Linked DNA regions of Homo sapiens: all the other regions are linked to region 1. The links are chromatin loops, found by intact Hi-C in ENCODE. Cell type or tissue: PC-3. All regions are shown on one strand. Links, peaks and the distances in the headings refer to the core of each region. The heading gives the core; the rest is flanking DNA. Region 1 has its middle 160 kb from the start of LINC02077. Region 2 overlaps LOC105377171 (a long non-coding RNA gene). Region 3 overlaps ROBO2 (roundabout guidance receptor 2). Region 4 has its middle 93 kb from the start of LINC02077.

What was found. Hi-C counts contacts between places; a loop is a spot of excess contacts. Peaks named below come from ENCODE experiments on the same cell type or tissue, not always from the same donor. Only the 100,000 strongest peaks of a DNase experiment are listed, where the experiment ranks them.
Region 2: it touches region 1 in a loop (8-fold over the local background); 2 of 110 quality-filtered maps call a loop at or near these places.
Region 3: a loop joins it to region 1, with 2.6 times the contacts of the local background. A loop is called at or near these places in 3 of 110 quality-filtered maps.
Region 4: it touches region 1 in a loop (4-fold over the local background); 2 of 110 quality-filtered maps call a loop at or near these places.

The regions. Positions count from the first base shown.
Region 1 is chr3:78,201,938-78,208,408 of GRCh38, forward strand. No RefSeq gene overlaps it. Among named protein-coding and RNA genes, the nearest start is that of LINC02077, 160 kb to the left of the region's middle. In PC-3, for the core only: a CTCF peak has its summit at 3,165 (motif pointing left); a DNase peak (open chromatin) is centred at 3,214; H3K4me3 peaks cover 496 bases; H3K27ac peaks cover 420 bases.
Region 2 is chr3:77,902,908-77,909,378 of GRCh38, forward strand. All of the region lies in intron 2 of LOC105377171 (a long non-coding RNA gene), which reads right to left. Among named protein-coding and RNA genes, the nearest start is that of LINC02077, 140 kb to the right of the region's middle. In PC-3, for the core only: no CTCF peak of the experiment used is centred there; a DNase peak (open chromatin) is centred at 3,404; H3K27ac peaks cover 3,244 bases.
Region 3 is chr3:77,317,546-77,324,016 of GRCh38, forward strand. The region is part of intron 2 of ROBO2 (roundabout guidance receptor 2); the gene reads left to right. It also overlaps the pseudogene VDAC1P7. Among named protein-coding and RNA genes, the nearest start is that of ROBO2, 280 kb to the left of the region's middle. In PC-3, for the core only: CTCF peaks have their summits at 2,367 (motif pointing left) and 3,166 (motif pointing left); a DNase peak (open chromatin) is centred at 4,286.
Region 4 is chr3:78,138,943-78,145,413 of GRCh38, forward strand. No RefSeq gene overlaps it. Among named protein-coding and RNA genes, the nearest start is that of LINC02077, 93 kb to the left of the region's middle. In PC-3, for the core only: no CTCF peak of the experiment used is centred there; DNase peaks (open chromatin) are centred at 2,499 and 4,289; H3K4me3 peaks cover 838 bases; H3K27ac peaks cover 3,921 bases.

The DNA of each region.
Region 1 (6,471 bases), core at 1,311-5,310:
ATCTCAATAAAGCTGGGGGCAGGGGGAAAGACTTGAGGACCATAAGCCACTACCTAAAGCTATATAGAATCCACCTCTAAATCCAGCCACCTGCTCAGTACCCAGAACCTTCCTCAAAAAGCACGCTAAACCAGTATCTGCTCCCCACCCAAACTAGTAATGATTTTAAAGATCTTCTTTCTCAGAACCACTCTCAGTATCAAGATCTGGATTAATCAGGGTTCACCAGGGAAACAAAAACATGAAAATGTTTACTCATTTATTTATTTTATCTATTTATTATAATAAACTGGGTCATATGATTATGGAGGCTGGCAAGTCCCAATATCTGCAGAATGAGTCCATAAGCTGGAGATCCAGTAGAGCCCGCGGTTTAGCTCTAGTTTGAATTCAAAGACCTGGGAAACAGGAGAGCAAATTCCAAGCTGAAGGGTGGCAGATTCGAGACCCAGGAAAAGCCAATGTTTCAATTTGATTCTGAAGACAAGAAAAAAGCTGATGTATCAGTTCAAAGGCAGACAGACGAAATAATTATCTCTCACTTTGGTCAGTTTCTGTTTGTTTGTTTTATTCAATTCTTCAATTGATTGGATGAGGCCCACCAAATCATAAAGAGCAATGTTTGACTCAGTCTAATCATTTAAATGTTAATGTCATCCAGAAACACCCTCATTGAAACACCCAGAATAAAGTCTAACTAAATATCTTGGCACTCTGTGGCCCAGTTGAGTTAACACATAATATCACCACAGAGGTTAAGATTGTGAATAGTAGAGGCAGAATTTGAAACTGGGTGCTCTGAGTCAAGAACTTTGGCTTACAAACACTAGCAAATATTGATATATATATACTTCAGCGAAAAAGGAAAGTTATGTCTTAGGTGAAGTATAAATAACCCTGAAAGGAGGCTCTGATACAAATTACCATCACCACGGATTTTCCATTTTTGCTTAAATTTCCCAACACTCATAAACACCAAAGAAATTTCTTAAGACTTGTTTTTTTGGTAACCAGTTTATTCTGTTGGAAAGTTGGGAGGATGAAGTCAAAGTTTCTTCCAAAAGCTTCAAGTCTTCAGTGATTAGAATGTCGATAATATCAGTTTAAGAATAAGAATTTTGATGGAAGAATTTAACTTGGGGTTCTAGTGAGATATGCATATGGAAATATCAAAGAGTGACCAGTCCACAATTCAACTGAAAGATTAGAACAAGGTATATAAACCTGTAATGGTGGGGTCTCCTTTTTCTTTATTTTATATATATATGTATATTTACATATACATATATATGTATATATTATTAAAGCATTATATATATATATATGCTATACTGAGATATATTTCAGATGCCATACAATTCAACCATTTGAAGTGTACAAGTCAATGGTTTTCAGTGTATTCACAGAGTTATGCCACGGTCTCCACAGTCAACTTTAGAATATTTTCATTATCTGAAAAAGAAACCTGGGTCCAATAGCAGTCATTTCCCCTTTCCACCCAACCCCCCAGGCATGGGGAACCACCAATTTACTCTGTCTTCAAAGATTTGGCCTACTATGGAGAGAAAATACCATGAAGATAATATCCATAGTGAAAGAAGAGCTGCAAGGAGGCTTCCAGGAAATACAGGGGAGCTTAACATATCTCTTATGAAACATCTAAAGGACAAGAAATGCACTCACTGTTTGGAGATGGAAACAGAAATGTGCCATTGAATTGGGATCATCCTGTTTGCCCAAAGTGTATTAGAACAAGATATGCATAAATGTTTCTCACACACCAAATGTGTCCCATGAATGAGAGAGTTTGGCTGAGGACATTGAGTCTGCTCTAATAGGCCACTTAGGGAGCAGATGGACCTACAACTACAAGGCCTAGAAGGGACCCCTGGGACAGGGGAGCAGTTACAAGTAACCAATAGATATACATCCATTCTTCACCTGAGGTCAGGAGTTTGAGACCAGCCTGACCAACATGGCAAAACCCCATCTCTACTAAGAATACAAAAATTAGCTGGGTGTGGTGGTACATGCCTGTAATCCCAGCTACTTGGGAGGCCGAGGCAGGATAATTGCTTGAACCTGGGAGGCGGAGGTTGCAGTGAGCTGATATCGCGCCACTGCACTCCAGCTTGGGTGACAAAGCAAGACTCCATCTCAAAACAAACAAACAACGAAAAGAAGATATGCATCCATTCTTGTTAAATGAACTACAGAAGAGAGAGCCCAGCAAGAGATCTTTAAGGAATCCTCAGAAGTTCCTTGTCAAGAAAGTGGTAAACGCAGTCCTGCCTCATGACCCATCTATCTTTTCTTCTAACAGAGAAAACAATCAGAGCTTTCCAGCTCGGTGAAACCCAGAAGGGCCTGCTAGATGGGACAGAAAGTAGGAGTAACTATACAATCTCGATATATACCCAGGGGAAAAAACCTTCCTGGTACAATACGAGTGAGCATAAGATAGTTTTACATAAGAGCAGCGTGGTTCTCTGACTTTTCCTCCAAGCTTCACAGATCCAAGAGGAAGTTTGCTCACTGAAAGCAGTTTGGGCATATTCAGGCATCTCTACAATAATTTTCAAGGATACAATGTCATTCTCTCTCAATTTGCCCTTAGCAGATGCACACTTCACAGTATCTCTTTGATGGTTTCCTTGCATTTCCCTGTAAGACGGTGATAAAACACATTCCTTAGATAATGATAGGAAGACAAAAATTGAGCCATGCATGTAAATGGTTTTACTCTTTATAAGTAAAAATTATGTTTTTGTTTTATTATTTTTGCCATTATTCTCTTCTCAGTACTACTATAAAAAAAACACTGTGGTGGTTAAAAATAGTCTGTTTAATCAAATTACCTAAGGTAGAATCCTGGCTCCATCTTTCAGTAACCATTGCATGGGGACAAGTAATTTTATCTCTCTTAGCCTCTTTTCTTTCATCCATAGAGTAAGAATGATAATACAATATTTCTTGCAGAGTTTTGGTAAAAATTCAGTGAGCTACAACAGAAAAAACATTCAGTAAATGTTAACCAGTTATTGAAACTTTAGTATGCATAGAGGCTGCTGCATCACAGCCGGGGATTCTCTACTCTGGGTCCATGAAGCCTGGCTGGAGGGGCAAACAGAAAAAGCCACCAGCCAAGATCATGTGTAACTAGTGCCCTCTTGGGATCAAAGAAAAGAATCAAAATTACTGAGGAATTTGGAAAAGGAAGAGGCATGACGTGGGAACGCTAATCCCATAAGAGCTATTAATCATGGACCCCACTCAGGGACCAGGATGCTATGGCAGCCAGTGAGTCAGTTGAATGAAGCTGAAAGTTATTTTTTGGTCTAAGAAAATAAATCGTCTGAATAGGGTCTCAATGTGGTTTTCACAAGGGTGGGGAAAGTTGATTTGGATTGTATGACGAAAAGAAAACAAAATTTACAACCACAAAACAGAGTACAAAGATTCCAAAACTGGCAAGAGGAAACCAAGAATTTTGTAAATAGTTCATAATTCAGTTTCATTCACATCTTCAATCCAGCAGGATCTATGACTGAGATCAAGTTCCTCTCTCTCTCTCTTCCTTTTGATTTACTACTGTTTTTCCCTTTAGATCCATTCATCTTTTATTCTAAATAGAATATCCATGATTGATTAGGTTACTACTGGGCACTTTCTGTTTAAGAGCTGATGGGAATTTTCAGTGTACTAATAATTTGATATGACGTTCAAGTTATTTTATTCTTACTGCATTATTTTATTTAACCAAAGCTTAGTAAACTCTGTTGTAAGTTTGTTTTAAAAAGAAAAGAAAAAATAAAAATATTTTCTCATTACTTTGCCTTTTCAGTGTCCACTATATTAAATTACTTTCTTCTAAATTGTATTGCATTTTCCCTACAGGAATTGACGGCTGTCTAATGGATTTATGCAGTGTTTATATAAGGTAAAGAACACTTCAGTAAAAAATTGATTCAATGTATGTGCACTGTAATTGTAGTAATGTAACTTGACAGGATGAAGTTGCTTTTTTTTTTTTTAAGTCTGTTTTATAAAGGCATTCTTGGAATTTTCTGGCTTTTCTCTTTGCAAAATGGTCTTCTTTTGTGGCTTGACTGTACACAAAGCAAAGAAAGCATAGGAGAATATATGTCTCTCTCTCTATATGTATATATATATATATCTATATATAGAGATACAGACATACGTATGTGTATCTATATATTTAAAATTGAAGAAATTATCAAAATTCCTTATTTGAAAATTACAATAAAATTACTATAAAACATTTCACTTCAGATACTTCATGCTGATCATAAATGAGGGGCATGGATTTAGAAGGTAAAAATATATGGAGAAAAAAATTTCAGGAGTATACGACTTGTTTCCATGCTTTCTGCAGGAACTGTAAATTTCTCCTTCTTCTCAATATCCACTTAAGTTCACCTCTTTTTCCATTACATAATTAGCCAAATCAAATAGAAATACAACTTTGCAATCTTTTCATATTAGGATGCTACATTATTAATTAAAATAAGTACACAGAGCCCAATGGTGGATAATTGCTCCTAATCAATATATGTTATGGGATCATAATCTCTATTTTGAGGTCATGATTAATAATCTAAAAGTTGGATGTTGAATTTGTTTAGCTATCCATTATGATTTGACTTTGAAGCTGTTATAAAATTTTTTATTTGGCCAGCCAGAGTTGTCATTAGGACTCCTCACCTCCACTCCTGGCCCCACTCCCATTTCGAGGCCTTCAAGGTCCATAGTCAAAGACAACATAGGTAGCCCCTTTCTGACACAACTATGATAGCCAGGAGCTTCCCTACTGCTACGTTTGCCTCCTGCTGTGAACTAATTCACAATATTGTACTTCTCGTCAAATGACAACTCATGAACCATCACTTTTATAAGAGCCTAACAACTTCAGCTAACTACTTCTCTGCACAAACATGACAACTTCTGTCTCATCCTTCCATTTCACCTTTCCCTTTCTATAATTGTAGGTTTTATAATTAGCCATATGTGTCCCTTCCTTGTCATTAGATTGTGAATCCACTTAGATAGGGACCATATTATCTTTCATTCTACACACCAAATGCATAGTTAAGGTGAATACTACAGATAATGACAGAGAGCCAACAGGCTGATGTGAGCAAATTTGAAATAGGAGCTTAAAATATGATGACTTTTTTTATTCTAAAAGTCTGCCATAAAAGCATAAAGAGACTTCAAACCTGAAAAAGAGTATACTAAAACTAGGAAGCAAAGTGTCAGAAAAGAAATACTATAAACACAGGACACCGACCCAAGGCCACCTGACCTGTGAATTCACTTCTCATGTTCCTCTCTCTCTCCCCTTGGTGTGAACATTTGGCCCTCTACTGAACTCGTTAACCCAGTTGCTATGGTTTCGAAGTTTGTGTCTCCACAAAGTTAGTATGTTGGAACCTAAGACCCAATGTGACAGAATTAGAAGGTGGGGCCTGGCTGGGCACAGTGGCTCGCTCCTGTAATCCCAGCACTTTGGGAGGCCAAGGCGGGTGGATCACCTGAGGTCAGGAGTTAGAGACCAGCCTGGCCAACATGGTGAAACCCCGTCTCTAATAAAAACACAAAAATTAGCCAGGTGTGGTGGTGCATGCCTGTAATTCCAGCTACTCGGGAGGCTGAGGTAGGAGAATTGCTCGAACCTGGGAGGCGGAGGTTGCAGTGAGCCAAGATAGCACCACTGCACTCCAGCCTGGGTGGCAGAGTAAAACTCTGTCTCAGAAAAAAAAAAAAAATAGGAGGTAGAGCCTTTAAGAGGTGATTAAGTCATGAAGCTTCCACCCTCATAAATAGCAACCACCTTAGAAACGTCTGGAAGGAGCTAGCTGGGCCTCCTATGTCGTTCTGCCTTCCACCATGTGAGGATACAACACTTGCCCTTTTGGCCACATGAGGATGTAGCAAGAAGGCCTTCACCAGACGTCAAATGCCAACACTTTGACCTTAGACCTCCCAGCCTCCAGAACTGTAAGAAATAAATTTCTGTCGTTTACAAACTATCCAGTTTCAGATATTTTGTTAAAACAGCACAAACAAAGACACCACTCCTTCCTATAAACCACTTTTTCTACATGCCTATTATGTGCCAGCCACCTTCCACCAAATTTCAGACTGTCCACTTGATTTATATCCTGTGGTTTGTGGAGTCTTTTTCCTAATAATTTCACTACTCCTGCTTTTGAAAAACATTCTACATACCTATGAATATACATGTTACCTCATTTGGTAAGAAAAACATCTCAATAGTAAACACATTGAGGAAAGTTCCTCCAAAACTTGCTGCACATTTGTAAAGTTTAGATGACCAGGTAAAGAACTGGGATTAAAACAAGAAACTAACATCTTTTTTGGGTGAAGGAGGTAAAACTAGGGGCAAATGACACAGTCAGGTATGTAAAGCAGGAATGCCAAGCCAAA
Region 2 (6,471 bases), core at 1,154-5,153, 300 kb before region 1:
AGATCAAAGAACATGACAACGAAATGCAATATGTGATTTTGGACTGTATCTTGGACTACAGGAAGGAAAGCTATAAAGAGCATTACTGACAAAGGTGAAGCATACCTGGTAGATTACATAAAGATTATGCCAATTATAAATTTCCAAGTTTTTAACTATACAGTGGTTATGAAAGCATATTCTTGTTCTTAGGAAATACACTGTGAAGCATGTAAGAGTAAAGCATTAAGAAAAAATGTGCAGATATACAGACATATAGATGCACACAATGATAAAGAAAATGAGGCAGAATGTTAACAATTTACAAATTTACAAATCTGGATAAAGGATACACAAGAGCTCTTTGTGCAATATTGCAGCTTCTCTATGGGCTTGGAATTATTTCCAAGAAAACAGTAAGTAATACAGCATCACTTTCTAGAAATAGGGGTTTTGTCACGTACTTCACAATAGACATCCAAACACTTGTGAAGTGGCTATATGAATGAGTTTAAAAAGTGTATACTGCACCCCAATGGCAATGCTTTTTCTCTGTTTCTAAATGTACCATCTTCATATGTTCAAAATGTAACATGATTTCATCAAAGAACAAGAAAGTAGACTGATATGCAAAAATGCAAGACAGAAAATAGAAAATAATACCAACCAAAAGGAAAATATTTTTGAGAAGGCTAGTAGATATGTGCTACAGGTTAGAAAAGCATGTATCAAAATTACTGTGACATTTTTCAATGTTTCTCAAGCATCATGCCTAGCTTAATTATTTAAAAGCTTAAAATATGTAAGTTTAACTCTTCAGAAGCTGTCACTCTCAGTCTCAGCTTGTCTTGACCCTAATATATCAAATTTACCAATGAAAGCAGATTTTATACTGTTTTCTCAAACCAGGAAACCTGCTATAAACTTCAAGAGACATAAAGTTTTGCAACCATACTTGTGTCAAAGATAATAAGAATATTGAAGCATTCTTATTGAGTACTAAATTCAGCTTATGGGTAGTTGAAAATTGATATCCATTACGAAGGGAAATTATAAAGAAATAAACATTCACTGGTATATCATTATTCTTCTATTATTGTAGTTGCATTGCTCATATAAAGAATGTAACAATATTTAAAGGCCCTTATTTTGAAAATTTTCTTTCTTTCTCATATCGTTCTCCCTCTACTCTGAAAATGAGTTCTGGTACATCATCTGCTTTCAAGTGTGAATAAATATATATTTAATTACTTTTTTTTTTTAAAAAAAGCCTACTTTATTGCAATTATGTTCTCAATAATTATGTATTACAAATGAGACAGATTGATCTTCATTGGTATATGATGTTTTTGGAAATTATGCTGAATGTGAATTAGATAGTCAGCACTTTGTAATGTATAGAAGACAAACTCTTCTTAAAAGTTTTGAGATTATTTTCTTGCATTTTGCTATGGTTTTGCTGCTTTTGCCTTATATCTTGAAATGAGAGGTTAGGCCAACAACTAGACAGGTTTTGCATATTTTAAATGATGATGTTTTGCCTCGAGGTTGTTTCACGCTAGCTGTTCATGGAACCTTTGAGGATTTAAACATTAAAAGAAGGGGAAAGTGCCAATTCTAATTTTATGCACTACCTTATTCTGTTAATTTGAAAAATGTTGGGTTGTCTTAGTTGGAAAAGGCTAATCTCAGGGGTCTGGCTCATAAAACCTGTGCAAACATAGATGACTAATTTGGGTAGTGAAGACAAAAAAAAAGCACATAAACAAATATATATGGTTGAAGGAAGTTAAAGAAAATTCTTTGGAATATTAGACATACATATTTAACAAAACAAATTTAAATACACCATAAAAACTTAGCCCAAAGCAGCGCATAATAGAATAATACTGTGACATTGTCAGTTCTATTGATGTTTATGTGGGAGGTGCAGGAACACAATTTATTAAGAGTAGGGAAGAAAAGATACTATCTTTTCCCACCCACTGCAAGGTTCATGGGCTGACAACCCTAGAACAAAAGACAGATTAAAAATAGAAAAATATAACAAATTCATTTAGCTAAGGTTTTAACTGACATGGGAGCCTTCGGAAATGAAGAATAAAAGATACAGGAAAAAAATCATGCTTAGATTCAATGAAGAATGGACAGTCATGTAGTATAATTGGGCAAAAGTAGTATATGCTCTAATGGCAATAAACTCAGGATGAACCCAGTGAGGCATGCCTGTTCAAATTCTTCTTGGTCTCCACATATAGAGCAAGACACCTGTCACATGAGAATCTTTTGACCTATTTTCATGGGAGAGAGGTCACATAATTTCTCTATAGCCAGCTTTCATACAGAAAGTCAGAAAAAGATTGGAGAGTAACCTTTCTGCTTCTGCTGTTTTCTCAATTTCCAAGATGCCATATTTTGGGGTAGTGTGTCTGAGCTCCAACATAAACATCTATGTTATTCTATAACTGATATGGTTGGGTCATGTCCCCACCCAAATCTCATCTTTAATTGTAGCTCCCATAATCCTGACATGTCATGGGAGGGACCTGGTGAGAGGTAATTGAATCATGGGGATGGGTTTTACCCATGCTGTTATTGTGATAATGAATAAGTATCACAATATCTGATGTTTGTCTACAGGGCAGTTCCCCTGCACATGTTCTCTTGCCTGCCTCCACGTAAGACGTGGCTTTGCTCTTCCTTTGCCTTCTACCATGATTTTTTGGTCTCCCCAGCCACGTGGAACTGTGAGTCCATTAAAACTCTTTTTCTTTATAAGTTATCCAATCTTGGGTATTTCTTCATAGCAGTATAAAATTGGACTAATACAGTAACAATGACAAAATTATAGATAGACTGGTTTCTTTATTTCTCACAAGCAAACTATGAGCTATTTTTTTTTCTTATTTTATACATGAAGAAATTTCATTCTAGGAATTGAATTAATGTATGAGCTCACACAGCTCAGAAATGGCAAAACTATGATGTACAATTTTGTTCAATTCCTCAGAAGAGATAAATTATAGAGTTGTATGTGAACAACGTTAATCTTAACTGATTAAGTGGCAATGTTTACTATGGCTGGATGAGAGTCATGGAACTTGCTGTTGTTTTACTTTTGACTTTGGAGTATTGAGAAAACTGAAGCTCGGTTCTATGCATGGTTGTGACTCTCTAAGCCCAGATGAACCACTGAACTCTGTGTCCCAACATCACCGTTTGCAAAACCAGAGTATGAATTAATCTCTATCTACCTTCACATTCCATGCACATTAAGCTGACTTCTTACTCTGTAGCTTATATGGGATTCCCTCTCAGAGACAAAGAGTGGCAGAAGCAATCTAGGAGCTGGAGTCATATGAGGAAATGCGTATCACTTGCTCACAGACTGCTGTGAGTAAAGTTCAGGATGGGTCACCTGGAAGTAGGAAACTTGTTAGCAGCTGAAATAATCATCCCATCTAATGAATCATCTACCTAAAGGGATGAGGCATTCAGAAATAATTCACGTACAAATATAGAAACAGAGATTGGGTGTCATTAAAAACAAAGAGGCTGGGAGCAGAGGGCAGCAAATATTAACCCATACAATTACTTGAGCAAAGTAGTAGGTAGATGGAGCAATGAGATTAATGGAGAAGGAGGCTGAAGAAGGAGGCCCAGACCTGGCTTGTAGTATTCCTTTTGCTGTATGATTATTACTACTACTTGTTGTAGGTTGAATTGTGTCCCCCCAAAAATATATGTTCAGGTTCTAACCTTCAGTACTTGTGAGTGTGATCTTACTTAGAAATAGGGTCCTTGCACATGTCATTAAGTTGAGATCATACTGGATTAGGGCAGAACAAACTAAAAATGGACAGTGGAACAGAACAGAGATCCCAGAAATAAATCCAAATATATAAGTAGTCCCCCTCTTATGTAGAAAGAATATGTTCCCAATCACGAGTGGATGCCTAAAACTGCAAATAGTACCAAATTCTATAATACTGTTTTCTCCTATACAAGTATACCGATTTAAAAAGTTTAATTTATTAATTAAACACAGCAAGAGATTAACAAAAATAACTAATAAGATAGAACAATTATAATAATATACTGTAATAAAAGGTATGTGAATGTAGTTTCTCTCTTTCTCAAAATACTTTATTAAATTGTACTGGCCTATTTTCAGACCACATTTGTCTGCAGATAAATGCAACTGCAGAAAGCAAAATTGCAGATAAGGGTGGACTACCATGCAGTTAACTAATTTTTGTTGATTGTACAGTAGTAAATACAACCACAATGGGAAAAAGATAGTCTCTTCAATAAATGGGTGCTAGGAAAACTAGATGCAAAAGAATTAGGAATCTTATCTTACACCATACACAAAATTCAACTGAAAATGGATAAAAGACCTAAATGTAAGAACTGAAACCGTAAAACTCCTAGAAGAGAAACAGGAGAAAAGCTCCTAGGCATTGGCCTTCACAATATTTTTTTTTTGTATAATACACCAAAAGGTCAGGCTACAAAACTAAAAACAAAGAAGACATAGATATGGCCAATAGGCATATGAATAGATTCTCAACATCATCATCATCAGGGAAATATAAATTAAAACCAATATAAGATATCATTTCAAACCTGTTAGTATGGCTATTATTAAAAAGACAAGAAATAACAAGTATTGACAAGAGTGTGAAGAAAAAAAACACTTGTACACTGTTGGTGGATTATAGATTGGTGTAGCTATTAATGGCAGTCAGTATTAGCGATCCTAAAGAAATTAAAAATAGAACTACTATACAACCTACAAATTCCTCTTCTGGATATATGCACAAAAGAGGTGAAATCACCATCTGTTATGGTTTGACTGTGTCCCCACCCAAATCTCATCTTGAATTGTAGCTCCCACAATTCCTACATAACATAGGAGGGAACCAGTGGGAGGTAACTGAATCATGGGGGCGGGTCTTTCCCATGCAGTTGTCATGACGGTGAGTAAGTCTTATAAGAACTGACGGTTTTATAAAAGTTCCCCTGCACAAGTTTTCTCTCTTTCCTGCCATCATGTAAGATGTGCCTTTGCTCTTCCTTCACTTTCTGCCATGACTATGAGGCCTCCCCAGCCACGTGGAACTGTTGAGTCCATTAAACCTCTTTTTGTTCATACATTACCCAGTCTTGGGTGTGTCTTTATCAACTGCATGAAAATGGACTAATACACTACCTTATATCTGCACTCCATGTTCATTGCAGCATTGTTCACAATAGCTAAGATAGGGAAACAAGCTAAGTGTCCACTGATGAACAAATGGATAAAGAAAATGTTATACATAGGCACAGACACACACACACACACACACACACACACATATTTACACACAAACAATGGAATATTATTCAGCCGTTTAGAAAAAAAACATGTTGCAGCATTTGCCACAAAATGAATGGACCCAGAGGACATTATGCTAAGTAAAATAACCCAGACACAGAAAGAAAATATCATATTATCTCACATATATGCAGAATCTTTAAAAAAAAGTCAAACATACAGAGATACAGAATAAAATAGTGGTTATTCACGGGCAGGAGTCGGGGGAGGAACTGGAAGATGCAATTCAAAGGGTACAAATGAGCAGATATGTAGGATGAATTAGTCTAGAGAGCTTATGTACAACATAAGAACTCCAGTTAATAAAATTTTATTGTATTAGGGATTTTTGTTAAGTAAGTAGGTTTTAGCCACTCCAGTCACAAAAATAACTATGTGAGATGATGAATATGTTGATTTGCTTCATTATAATAATCATTTTACTAATGTCTAGATGTAGCCCATATCATGTTGTAAACTTCAAATACACATGATGAAATTTATTTATTTTTTTTAAAAGTAGACCAGGCATGGTGGCTCACGTCTGTAATCCCAGCACTTTGGGAGGCTGAGGCAGGAGGATTATTTGAGATCAGGAATTCAATATGGGCCTGGCCAACATGGTGAAACCCCAGTTCTACTAAAAATACACACAAAAAATAAACTGGGTGTGGTGGCTCATGCCTGTTATCCCAGCTACTACTGAGACTGAGGCATGAGTATCCCTTGAACCTAGGAGGCAGAGGCTGCAGTGAACCGAGATCACGCTACTGCACTTCAGCCTGGATGACAAACTGTCTCAAAAAAAAAAAAAGTAAGGAATTTACACTCACTGAAGGTTTTAGTATAAAGATAATCAGAGTTCAAAATTCAGATATTATTTTCAAGGTCTGTAAATATCTTTTAAAACATAAATTTCTGCTTGCTTCTGTCCTTATAGTAATAGATAGAGCTAGAAAGCAGAGCAAAGTTTGGGCACACACAGGAAGAATGCCATGTGAAGACAGAGGCAGATATTTGAGTGATGCATCTAGGGGCCAAGGAATGTCAAGGATTGTCAGCAACCACCTGTACCTAGAAAGAGGCAATGAAGAAGGAAGAATGCTTCCTTAGAGACTTCATTTCAGACATCT
Region 3 (6,471 bases), core at 825-4,824, 880 kb before region 1:
CCCTTGGTGAAGACATCCCTAGCAGATTTGCCAAGATCGGCATACGTGGGTGGCACAGCCGTCTTCTGCTCAAAGGTGGCGGCGGGCTCTGCGGGGGCTGCTGGTTGCTGCTGGGGGGCTGCTGGGGGGGCTGCTGGGGGGCTACTAGGGGGCTGCTAGGGGTGCTGCTGGGGGGCTGCTAGGGGGGCTGCTGGGGGGGCTGCTGGGGGGCTGCTGGGGGGCTGCTAGGGGCGCTGCTGGGGGGCTGCTAGGGGGGCTGCTGGGGGGGCTGCTGGGGGGCTGCTGGGGGGCTGCTAGGGGGCTGCTGGGGGGCTGCTGGGGGGGCTGCTGGGGGGCTGCTGGGGGGCTGCTAGGGGCGCTGCTGGGGGGCTGCTAGGGGGGCTGCGGCGCCAAGGCAGGGAGTTGCCCAACATTTTAATATAAGGCTCCACATTGCGAAGAAGGTGGGGTGATTTATTTTATTTTATGTTATTTATTTATTTTATTTTATTTCATTTTATTTTAATTTTATTATTTTTTTGAGACAGGGTCTTGCTCTGTCGCCCAGGCTGGAGTATAGTGGCATAGTCTCGGCTCACTGCAACCTCCGCCTCCCGAGTTCAAGCGATTATCGTGTCTCAGTCTCCTGAGTAGCTAGAATCACAGGCACCTGCTATTTTTGTATTTTTAGTAGAGATGGGGTTTCGCCATGTTGGCCCGGCTGGTCTTGAACTGCTGACCTCGGGCGATCCGCCCACCTCAGTCTCCCAAAGTACTGGGATTACAGGCGTGAGCCACCACGCCCAGCTAGTAATGTAGTTTTATGACTGATCACCTTATGTACTCTTCCAATTCTCAACTTCTATTAATAAAAAATAAAAGAATATAGATAATGCATTAGAAACATCTGCTGCAGGGAACTGTTTTACCATTACAGATAACGTTATGAATACAAGTATTTCTGTTATTTATATTTGCCATTATGTCTGTTCTGGAATATTATCAAACCAGAATTATAACTAGCAAGAGACTATATAAATTAAAATCACACATTTTAAAGTAAAACTGAAGTTGGTTCAAACTAGGACTCCACCACTTGAGCAAACTACTTAGCACAAATTACTTAAACCTCGATGTTCTCATCTATAAAATAAGGGGTTTACAAGGTCAACTACTAAATTAGATAATACATGTAAAGTGAAATGCCTAAATACAATGCCTAGGATACAGTAATTGCCCTGTAAGTTGTAAGTGCTACCATGAACCAGCCAATGATCTCTACTACATACTATGATTGAGAAATTAAAGATGGTTGAAATTTTATATAAATCGATGTCAAGGTAATATTATTTATGAAGTTATTGTACTTCAGGTCATCATGATTGCTTTAGTGCATTTGAGACTCTTTTCTTAGATGACAATGGTTCTAATCCATCTTCTATCAAAGTCTCTATTTCTCCATTTAAATCTGGCAGATCCGTCTTCTAGAGACATGACCAAGTCAATGATTTTGATTAGTCTGTGCTCCTTACCCAATATTACAATACCTGGAAAGTAATTATGTTTCTATTTTTCATTTTAATCTGCTCTTACCATATTGACAATATGGGCAATGGCTAAGTCCATTATGAGTTTAATTGCTTTATGTGCCAGGTGTTCGGAAGTTCATTCTTTGAATCTAATGAAAGTAAAAGATAAAGTCACAGAACTCTGGTTCATTTTATGCATACATTATTCTAACTTTGGATAAAGAATTAATCATTCTTTTACATCCTGTATTGTTTAATGTCTCCCTTGCCCAGAAATAAGGATTTTTATCACAGTGACTTCAGTCACTGATGAGGCATACATACAGAAATCTCCTGTTAAGTAAGATTAGAATTTGTCTTTGGGCCTTTTTAAAGTTTCTGCAAACTGATAACCCAATTGCTCATGCTGATTGACAGAACAACATTGAATATCTAAGTAGTCTAGGCCTTTGTCTGGTCATTAGAATTTGTCCTTTTGAGGACCATTGGCTGGAAACTTTATACTACAATTGAGTGTGCTATGAGTAAGACAGCTTCAATTGAAGCCTCTGAAGAGGAAAGGAAAATAACAAAGAAGACGCTTTTGTATCTTTTTCCATTATCAATAACGTCAATATAGAACATGCCTTTTTTCATATGAAACTTCAATATGAACTTATTCAAATGACACTCTGGCTATGTCATAATGTCTGCATTCTCCAGGTATATATGAAACAGATTTTAATGGATGTTGGGTGGCTTCCATTCACCCTTTCATATTTGAAAATGCACTTAGAAACTCTGTTGAGAAAGTTGCTTATGCTATTGGTCCTCCTTTTCTGTTGTTGTTCAGTCTGCCCCCAAGTGGTAGAGAGCCTAAAAACCCAAAAAGATAACAACGTGGTCAATCCATGACTTATCAGCTGCAATTGTATGCCTGATTGATTTTTGTTGCTATACAACAGCTGAACAATTCGAAATTTATCACATGGAATATGAATTCACCTGTTCAAATCATGGTAGTATAATAATTCTTGAAATTGCAGCTGCATATTTTAATTCATTACACCAAGTAAATAAACTTCAAGACATTCAGCCACCATTCATGAAATAGATTTCTAAAGGCTTATGTGGGGATCATTTTCTTTCTCTTACCCTCTACCCTCTTGTTTTAAAACTCCTCTCCCCACCATGGCCTTATACTGGAAGACATTTTTACTCTTGATTTCTAGCAATTGCTGGCTGGTATTGTTGAGTTTTAATATTTCAGTGTGATTCAGAGCTCTGACCATTTTCAAGTTCTTAGGAGCCCTCTCTTGTCTCATTTTTAAACATGGCCTTTGGGGAATGACAGTGATTGTGACAGATGGTAAAGGAATAAGATTGCACTTTGGCGCTGCTTCTGTCTTTGCCTCTTGATCTTTTCCCACTTTCTCAAGGCAAATTATAGATTTCCTTTTGCCTCTAGAGGGACGCAAATTGCAGTTGCCAGTTATATGGTTCTTTGTTTCTCTTTCTAGCTCTTAAAAAAAAAAAGAAGGGCTCTTATTTAATTAAACATTGTCATTACATTTATTGTTGATGAAAGGTACTGATTTGTATGTTGGCCAAATATCTGACCAGACAAGGGAGAGGACTTGTTGAACTACAGGCAAAAAAAGAAAAAGAAAAAAGAAAAAAAACTTTTGTTGCGTTTGAAGGTAGCTTCCCTCTAGTGGCAAAAACTGGTACTTCACTTGTAGACTACAAGCGATTTAAAAAAATATATTTTTTGTTATCTCTTTTTAAAACATTATCTGATATGTGTAATGTACATATCACACATTTTAATGAATGTGGCTTGCAACTAAAATCGAGTTTCCTAAAAAGTTTAGAAATCTTTTCAGTTACCAAATTCATAATCTTAGGTATGCAAAGTAGGCAAGGTACTTTACTGTCCATTTTGTTCTTCAGTAATCCCACACATACAACACACAATTCCAGATGAAAGGATTCTAGTTGACTAAGAAGATAGTTAATAAAGGGGTTTTAGATTTTTTTCATAATTTATTGGGTCGGAGTTAACTCAAGCGGTTACCTCCTCATGCCGGACTTTCTATCTGTCCATAATTTATCAAAGGAGTGTGAAGGAATTATAAAGTATCGCATAAATTTGGGTGGTGGGCATATTGCTGTACTTCTCTGTGTATTAGAAATATTTTAGGCTGGGCACAGTGGCTCATGCCTTTAAACCCAGCACTTTAAGAGGTCAAGGTGGGAGGATTACTTGAGCCTGGGAGTTCAAGATCCGCCTGGGCAACACAGGGAGACCCCATCTCCACAAAATATTAAGAAATTAGCCGAGCATGATGGCACACACCTGTGGTTCCAGCTGCTTGGGCGGTTGAGATAGGAAGATCACTTGAGCCCAGGAGTTCGAAGCTGCAGTGAGCTGTGATTATGCCACTTCACTCTCCAGCCTGAGTGACAGAGAGAGAGACCCTGTCTCAAAAGAAGAAAAAAAGAAAAAAGAAAAGTTTGATACTGGAAAAATTTTAGAGAGAGGCGATAGAATCACTAGATAGTTAAAATTTAAGTATTAGAATTTAAAGGGCACTAGAGATTAGTTGAGTGTTACAGTTTTAACTTGAACTTATTCGTTCACATTCATGTAACCACTACAAAAGGATTTAAGCAATGCCAAGAATGAGCTATAATTTAGACAATGTGCAGGAAATACAAGGACAACTAAGACGGGCAAGCGGCAAGTGAACCGAGAACTGTGCAAAGAGATGAGTACTAATGGAAATATGTACAACAAACTAAGAGAGTACACCAAGGACAAAGTGGCCCTTTGTTTGAGACGGATGAAAGGACAGTTAAGTACAGAAGATAAGTGTAAATGATCAAGAGTTTGGGCACAGTGCACGGGTATTTTCCATGCACATAGCACCATGGGAAGTGGTTCTGAGCAATCAGGAGATAACAGGGCTTCAAGTATGGAAGGCTTAAATGGAGAGAGCTGAGGGAGACTTGTTGTTAATAACTTTGCTAGAGCAAGTCCTAAGCAGGCACTGTTTTATACCATAATAAATAATCAAATGAGAGAATATGAGGTTTGGTTCCCCAGGCTCCACACGTGACTATGAATAATCTTATAAATAATAGACTTATTCACAAAACACAAGATAGTCTAGAATAACCGAATGAAATGATGTTTTTGTGCTTCTTTGACTTCCTACCAAACATAGTGTTCCTTGGAAGGAATTATGTTTGACACTGTATTGTATGACTGGAAAAAAATCTATAATGAAGAGGTGCTCACATATGAAGTAGCACTGAGAAAGTTCGCTTCAACAGAGGTCTGGTGATGGGAGAATTAAGCATAATCAAAAGTTCTAGTTGCATTCTGAAGTCAATTTCAAGTTGTCAGTCCTAATTGGGAGTGGGGTTTGTCTAACATAATGCTTAAGACATTTTTTGGTGGCAAAATTTCTCAATTTAAAGGAACATGATACAAGCTCAGAAAAAATGCAGCAAATTGATGACTAAGACCTAGGTAATCTGTAAGTAAGGAAATGGGATGTCAGGAGAGAAATTGACATTTGTTTAGATAATATCCACACTTGGTTGGATGGACTATATTTTATAGATATTTTCATTCTTGAATATTTTAGTTTCTAAGATCTTTATTATGAAACAAGAACATAGGTCTAATATATATGTTATATGTTTATTTATATATAATATATTATATTATACATATGTATTATAATATATTATGTAATATATTATATTATACATATGTATTATAATATATTATGTAATATATTATATTATACATATGTATTATAATATATTATGTAATATATTATATTATACATATATTATGTATTATAATATATTATATATTATGGATAATATAATATATTATATTATATTATGGATAATATAATATATTATATTATATTATGGATAATATAATATATTATATTATATTATGGATAATATAATATATTATATTATATTATGGATAATATAATATATTATATTATATTATGGATAATATAATATATTATGTATGTTAATACTATGTAACATATATATTACAATTATAAAAAAAGTGTATGTAATTACTTGTATCAAATAGTGTTTTATCTGACTCCCTCCATGTCCATAAACATATTTCCCACACTGACTATCACCCATGTTCCCTCCTACCTTTACATACTCAAGGATTTCCAACTGCCCAGGACTATGACCTTCATGTCCCAAGCACATTAACCCTCCTTTGGCAATACTCACCTGCTGTTGACTTTTCATACTTGCTCTCCTGAGTTGAGACTTAATTGTATCTCTCAAGACCCTGATATCAGGTATAAGATGAGATCAAGTTTATAATCTAAGAAGCTCCTCCATGCTAATAGAATAACACATTTGCATTTTGACCTGTTCTTTCTTCCAAAATTAATCAAGAAAAAGAGCTTTTCTGTAGAACATGGGCTATTTGAGAAAATGTGTATCAAATGAGTTTGTCATCATTTAATCACACCAAGTGCATGCCTTTGGACTCTATTTGTGTATAGAGCTAAACCAATATTTGATAAATGTTTGCAATACTGATAACAAATTTCTTAGATAAATGGGCAATGTTATTCTTGTCTTTTAAAGATGAAACTCCTGAAAATGATTACAAAGCCCATTGCTTCATCACACACAGACACATCCACACAAACACACCATACACACACACACAATTTTCAAGCTTTGAAAGGCTCATGTGTAAGACAAAGGGTATTTTCAGTAGGCTTGGAAATCACTTGGCATTTTTGAGATTTGCCAAACAGCTTGAGATATTTAAAAATATTTTTGTTCAACCAAATTCCAAACATGTTTTTCTGAGTACTTTTTTTAGGTCAATTTTTATAACCATGTGTAATTTCAAGAAAATTTAACCCATATGTTTGTTTCTGTTAGTGTATATTCAGATTGATTTATAACACAG
Region 4 (6,471 bases), core at 975-4,974, 63 kb before region 1:
AGATTGGCAATGCCAAAATATTGGTGAGGATGTGATACAACCAGGTCCATTGCTGTTAGAGATGGAAAATGATAGAACCATTGTTTATTTTATGTCTTTCATTTAAAATGACATCTTTCAAATATGGAAAAATTGAGAGAGATCTGATAAACATAATGTCCAATATAAGCATGAGTAGAAATAATATAGGTTAGTATAAAGAAATGTGGTGAATTACATATAATTAGTTTTATTTTAAAATATCTAGTTCAATGCTACAGTTGAAATGACTCCTTCTAGTTCAGATGAGAGGTTCTACTCAAACTAGATGTAAAAGCAATGTGAGCTTAACTCCTCTGATAAAGCAAAATTGATGTCATCAAGTATTATGTGGCTCTATTTATCTCCGTGGAATGACTCATATTTTAAAATATTTCCTTTACTGACCTCAGTAAGGAACAGTTGATCATTTTCTCCTTCATCACTCACTTTAAAGAGGGCCTTCTGGGTACTCTCCTGAGTTGCTAGTGCTTGATAGTCTGAGAAAACAGCAAAAAGACATACTGATATCCAGTTTTTCCGTAAGTATATAGCCTTAAGTAGCCAATTAACTGAAATCACCACTACTGGATTAATTTCTTACGCTTAAGGTATTTTCTCCAAAGAGAGCTTGTTCAAATAAATATATATTTCAAGATATGAAAGAAACATGAAATAATTAAAAAGTCTTAAGTGGCAAGTTTCACATCGAAAGAAGACTTGGATATTTTCTATATTCTCCTTGGAGATAGGGAAGAATACACTGACAAAAATTTGAAAGAAACATCTTATGCTCTCATTGCTGGATGGAAAAAGAACCATAAAACTAATATTTTCATATCCTTAAGAAAAAGGAAAAGAAAAGTGGGTTAACAAGAGAATTAGTATTTATCTGTCACGAACTCCAAATAAAGGATTTTATATACTTTCTAATTGATGTACTATCTCATTTCTGTATCCACAGCATTTCTAAGAAAAACTTATGGTCCTCAATATACAGAAAAAGAATTTGTACCTTCTAAATTCATTTGCTTACTAAGGCAAGAATTGGCAGAATTCTGATTTCTGTTATTTCTACTACATAAGCTCCTCCAATGTCTATATCTTCTAGCTGTATCCAGGAAACTCAAATCTTAGTTGTGAGAACTGGTTAACTATAGAAAATACACTTGTGGTTTCTGAAAAGACTATAAATGTAATCTGAGATTCTATTTCATAAAAGCAAGAAAAGGAAAGCAAATAAAACAAAAAGACAGACAACTGAGAATAATAGTGGAAAAATGTACTGTTGGACCATTGTCAGATCAGGAGATTATATTCTATCATATTTTTTCTTTATGATTTATATATATATAAATTAAATATATATGTGATATTAAAACATATCTCAGTAGTTTGGAGATAATTTTCTAAAGAATGAAAGAATTATGGTCTCTGGTATAGCTTCAACACACTTAACTGAACAGACTCTTACATTTGGTATATAAACCTGTGTTATCATCTAGTGGTAAAGTGTTAGAAATACAGACACAGACTCCCTGAATCCCCAGAAGAAGCTAATTCATGAATCCAGAAAATACAGCATATCATACAAACAATGTGGTCTAATTGCATTCAGCTTGGTTCTCAAATATATACAGATAAAGTTGGATCACAGTGGAGCTTGATAAAAGCTTAAGTCTGTGCATTTAATGTTCCGCGGAGGTGCGAATAATGCTACCTTCAGAGCTGGGTGGGAAAAGTTTTATTACTTTTATTTAAATTGTAAACAATAGTTAAGAAATAGCTTTCCTGATTAAGCACTGGAAAACCACAAAGCCTATGAAATATTGATGCCAAAAAACATGCCCAAAAATGAAAGTGGGAAATTAAAAATAATGGACTATTACTTAGATACAAGTGCTATTCTTTCCTAAGAAGAGGAAAACACTGCCAACATGGTATAATAGACTTGGTCTTTCTCCTGGTATTTCCCTAAAATTCTGATGAGAAGGAACACTGATAAGATGCAAAAATATCAGAAGGTACACTGTGGCACATAAGTCCATGAATGCAGTTTCTTTTGGATCAGGAATGAATATAAGAGACTAAGATAGGAAATGGGTACATTATCAATCCTTCCCACACACATTCTTTCAGCACCTGTCATATCAGTCTCTCTATAAGTTACAAGAGCTAAAGCAAATAAGTAAAGATCTAATGGGGGAAGAATTGACATACAATTACAATCCAAAATAAATGGCATGATAAAGACCTGCACAACGTCTGTGAGCAACAAAGAAAGAGTAAAAAACTGAAATTGGGAGCAAAGAGAAGCTTATGAAAGAGGTACTAATTGAACTTGGCATTGAATTATGAGTAAGGACTTAACAGCTATCTGAGATGGAGAAGATCAGAGGCCTAGAAACATTAAAAAAGCTGCTCTGCTTGAAAAACAGTAAGAAGCTTGAAGACGGCAAGCTCATGCGTGATGTTGCAGTAGAAAATCCTGGGCAGTCAGAGAGTCATAGGTGATGTGCAATAGGTGGAATGTGGAAATGACTAACAGAGAAGATATTTAGGGAGCAAGAAGTCCATCTAAAACACAAGCTATTGACTTATTGTACGGTTTGTTTTGATATTTTTGTAATTTTATTTGTCATCAATTTAAAGGGACAAACTTTTAGAAGTTAAACTCCTTGGAAACATTTTGTCTATTTTGGTCAGTGCTTAATTCCTCAATGCTTAGAAAAGTACCTGGCACATAGCAGCAGCTGAATGAATATGTAAATATTTGTAAATGAAAACTTAAAAACATTCAGTAAATATTTATTGAGCCCTTGATGTGTGCTGGCACTGTAACATATATTAGGCATGTTGACCTTTTGCCCAAGAAGATTAAGTTAAAGATAAATTATAACTGGTGACAAACATGCTTTCTCAAATGCCTGGGAAATCTACCAGAAGGGCCCTATTCAATATAGTAGCCAATAACCACATGAGGCTCTTGATCACTTGAAATGTGTCTATTCCAATTTGAGACGTGCCGTAAGTATAAAAGTCACACAAGATTTTGAAAGCTTGGTGCAAACAAAGAGAATAAAAATATCTCAGCAAACTATTTTGTATTGATTGCATGTGGAAATGATAATATTAAATGTACTGTCTTAAATAAAATATCTCATTAAAAGTAATTTACCCCTTTCTTTTTACTATATATGTGGTTGCTAAAAAAATGTAAAATTACATACATACCTTGCTTTATATTTCTACCAGACAGTGCTCTGCTAAAAATCAAGGATTGAACTATTATTCTCAAAGTATGGGTTGAAAAGCCTCTTTACATTTAATTTTCAGACTATATTAATTTTGAATGCTGAGGCTACAGATGAATTTGCTAAACAATTTGAGTGACTTAAGTGAGTTGTACAATTAAGAACAACTGTACTCAATTCTATAGGAAGTAACCTAATTCAATACTTGATGATTCAGGCACAGATATAGAGAACCAATCTTGAGCCTTCACAAAGCTTAAGATTTCTTGCTGACTGGAGGGAAAGTAAGAAACTTTCAATAGCTTTTTCTGCAGGTATTCAGATTTGACCTAGTGCCCCAGTTTATAAATGGAATCAATTTCTTTGTGAAGTTCCACTACTTTCTGGATGCAGGAAAATAGCGCAAGCGCTGAAATGGCAGAATTGGAGAATATGATCTACGCTGCTAGACCTCTCTGTCAGAGCTGTATGATTGTGACCCCGTGTGTGCTTCCTGACGGAAAATGTTTTCCCCTGGGCCAACTCTGCTGCCAGAAATTTCAGAATACTATTTGAGGTGTGTGCATTCATGTGAAATAGCAGTATTGTGAAAATTCAACTTGGAAATTCTATGCATTATGGAACCAGTAATCAAATAGATGAGGAAGAAATGGGGATGCTGGAGCATGGCTAACAGCAGGGTTGGCTGGACAATGTTATTCTGGTCTAGAAAAGTTATGAAGGAGCTTTATCTAGGATGAACAAATAACTGTTTAAAGAGGGTGTAGACTCACTCAAGGCATTTGCAAGAGAGAAGGAATCAGAAATCCAACAAATTGCAATGTAACATGAGAAAAAATATTGGTAGATGATCTAGTTCTTAAAACTCTTCCTGTCAGTGCAAAAATTGAGTTCACACATGGTCAACATTCAATCTGAATTTCAGGCAGGAAATTCACTGTTGGTTCACTGTAGTTATTAATGGTATTTGCCAAATAGTCCCAGTTCTCTCCACTTCCTGACACATAATAGGATTTTATTTCCTGGCAATCTTGTGGTTTGATGGAAACATGTGATTAACTGTATCCAACAATTTGTGTGTATTAGTCCCTTTTGAGAGAGAGCATTTTATTATCAATTCAAGCTTGTCAATACTACGTGGAATCTAAGATCCACAATAAGCTGAGTCACATTGATTACACTACCTTTGACATAATAAGTAGAAGCTAACCAGAATTAGCCTTTCCATCTAACTTATTTATTATAGGGTTATTTGACATAACAAAAATCTATTTAATATAAAAGTTATTCAATATAAAAAGCTACCCAATCAACCAGACTAAAATTTTTCCATCTACACACAAACACATATATTCTTTTGGACTAGAAGTAAGGGGAATACAGGGACTTAACCTGTAGGGTTTATTCCCACAGTCCCTCAACCAGTGGTAAAGTTTCCTGATAGGTATTTATCCTCTCTCTTTCTCTGATAGATGCCTACACTGCCACCATGAATTGAATTCAGTATGAGGGCTCTCATCTGAATGATACCCAGGGTTCTGGGCTTTTTCAAATACTAGGAAAGTGTGGACAGAGCATTCTCATCTGCAGTGGGAGCAAGAGCCATCCATCCAAGAAAGCCCAAGGTTTATATAGCTGTAGTGAGAATTTCCATTTCTGTGATTTTTCCCCTAAAGTTGGTGTTATTTCCTTGCTATGACTAGCTATTGCAAAATAGTTGGTATAATGTGTTGATCTGATATTTAATTCATGTACATCTAGCTTTGTGACCCCACCTTTCTGGTGGTAGATTTTAGCGATAATCAAATTACGCAAAACTCATATATTGACTAATAAAATGATATTCCCTTATATGGGACTTCATAACATTTTAGACCCTTGTATACATTGAGGATAGTTCTAGAGCTCTCTTTTTCCTGTGGCATAATAATCTTCAAAGTTCAAGACAGTGGCTTCTCCATCAGCTTTGGTCTCTGATCGACTACAGTTAAACATTTCTGTCATTAGGCCGGGCGCGGTGGCTCACATCTGTAATCCCAGCACTTTGGGAGGCAGAGGCGGGCGGATCACGAGGTCAGGAGATCTATCTAGACCATCCTGGCTAACATGGTGAAACCCCGTCTCTACTAAAAATACAAAAAATTAGCCGGGCGTCGTGGCGGCGCCTGTAGTCCGCTACTCGGGAGGCTGAGGCAGGAGAATGGCGTGAACCCGGGAGGCGGAGCTTGCAGTGAGCCGAGATCGCACCACTGCACTCCAGCCTGGGCGACAGAGCGAGACTCCGTCTCAAAACAAAACAAAACAACAACAAAAAAAGATTTCCATCAGTAGTAACCAGAAAGTTAAAGACAAATAAAAGAATATCATTTCTGGTGTTACTGGTCTGGCTTATGATCTTGGTTACAATATTTACTAGCTGTGTTGCCATAGGAAAGTAAACTCTCCTCTCTGAGACCTGATTCCTTCATCTTTAAAATAAAGCTAATCATGGCAACCCAATGAATGATTATGAAGAACAAATGAGATAAAATAAAGGAAAGCCATTCCACAGATGACTAGTAATTCACGTCATGATAAGCAGTAGATATGACATTTTCTTTTTGTCTCCAGTTATAGATTTTCCATTTGGTTCTTTTTTTGTATTTTTCTTTTTTTTTAATTTTTAATTTTGAATTTTAGTGGGTACATAGGTATATATTTCTCTGAGTACATAAGATGTTTTGATACAGGCATGCAATGTGTAATAATCACATCATGGAGAATGGAGTATCCATCCCCTCAAGCATTTATCCTTTGTTCTACAAAAAATCCAATTACATTCTTTTAGTTATTTTAAAATGCATAATTAAATTATCATTAACTAGAGTCACCCTGTTGTGCTATCAAATATTAGGGCTTATTCATTCTTTCTAACTAATCTTTTTATACCCATTAACCATCCCCACCTTCTCCCACCCCCACTACCCTTTCTAGCCTCTGGTAATCATCCTTCTCTCTATTTCCATGAGTTCAATTGCTTTGATTTTTAGATCCCACAAATAAGTGAGAAAATGTGATATTTGTCATTCTGTGCCTGGCTCATTTCACTTAATATAATGATTTCCAGTTCCAGCCATGTTGTTGCAAATGACAGGATTTTATTCTTTTATATGTCTGAATAGTACTCCATTGTGTACAGGTACAACTTTTTTTTATCCAT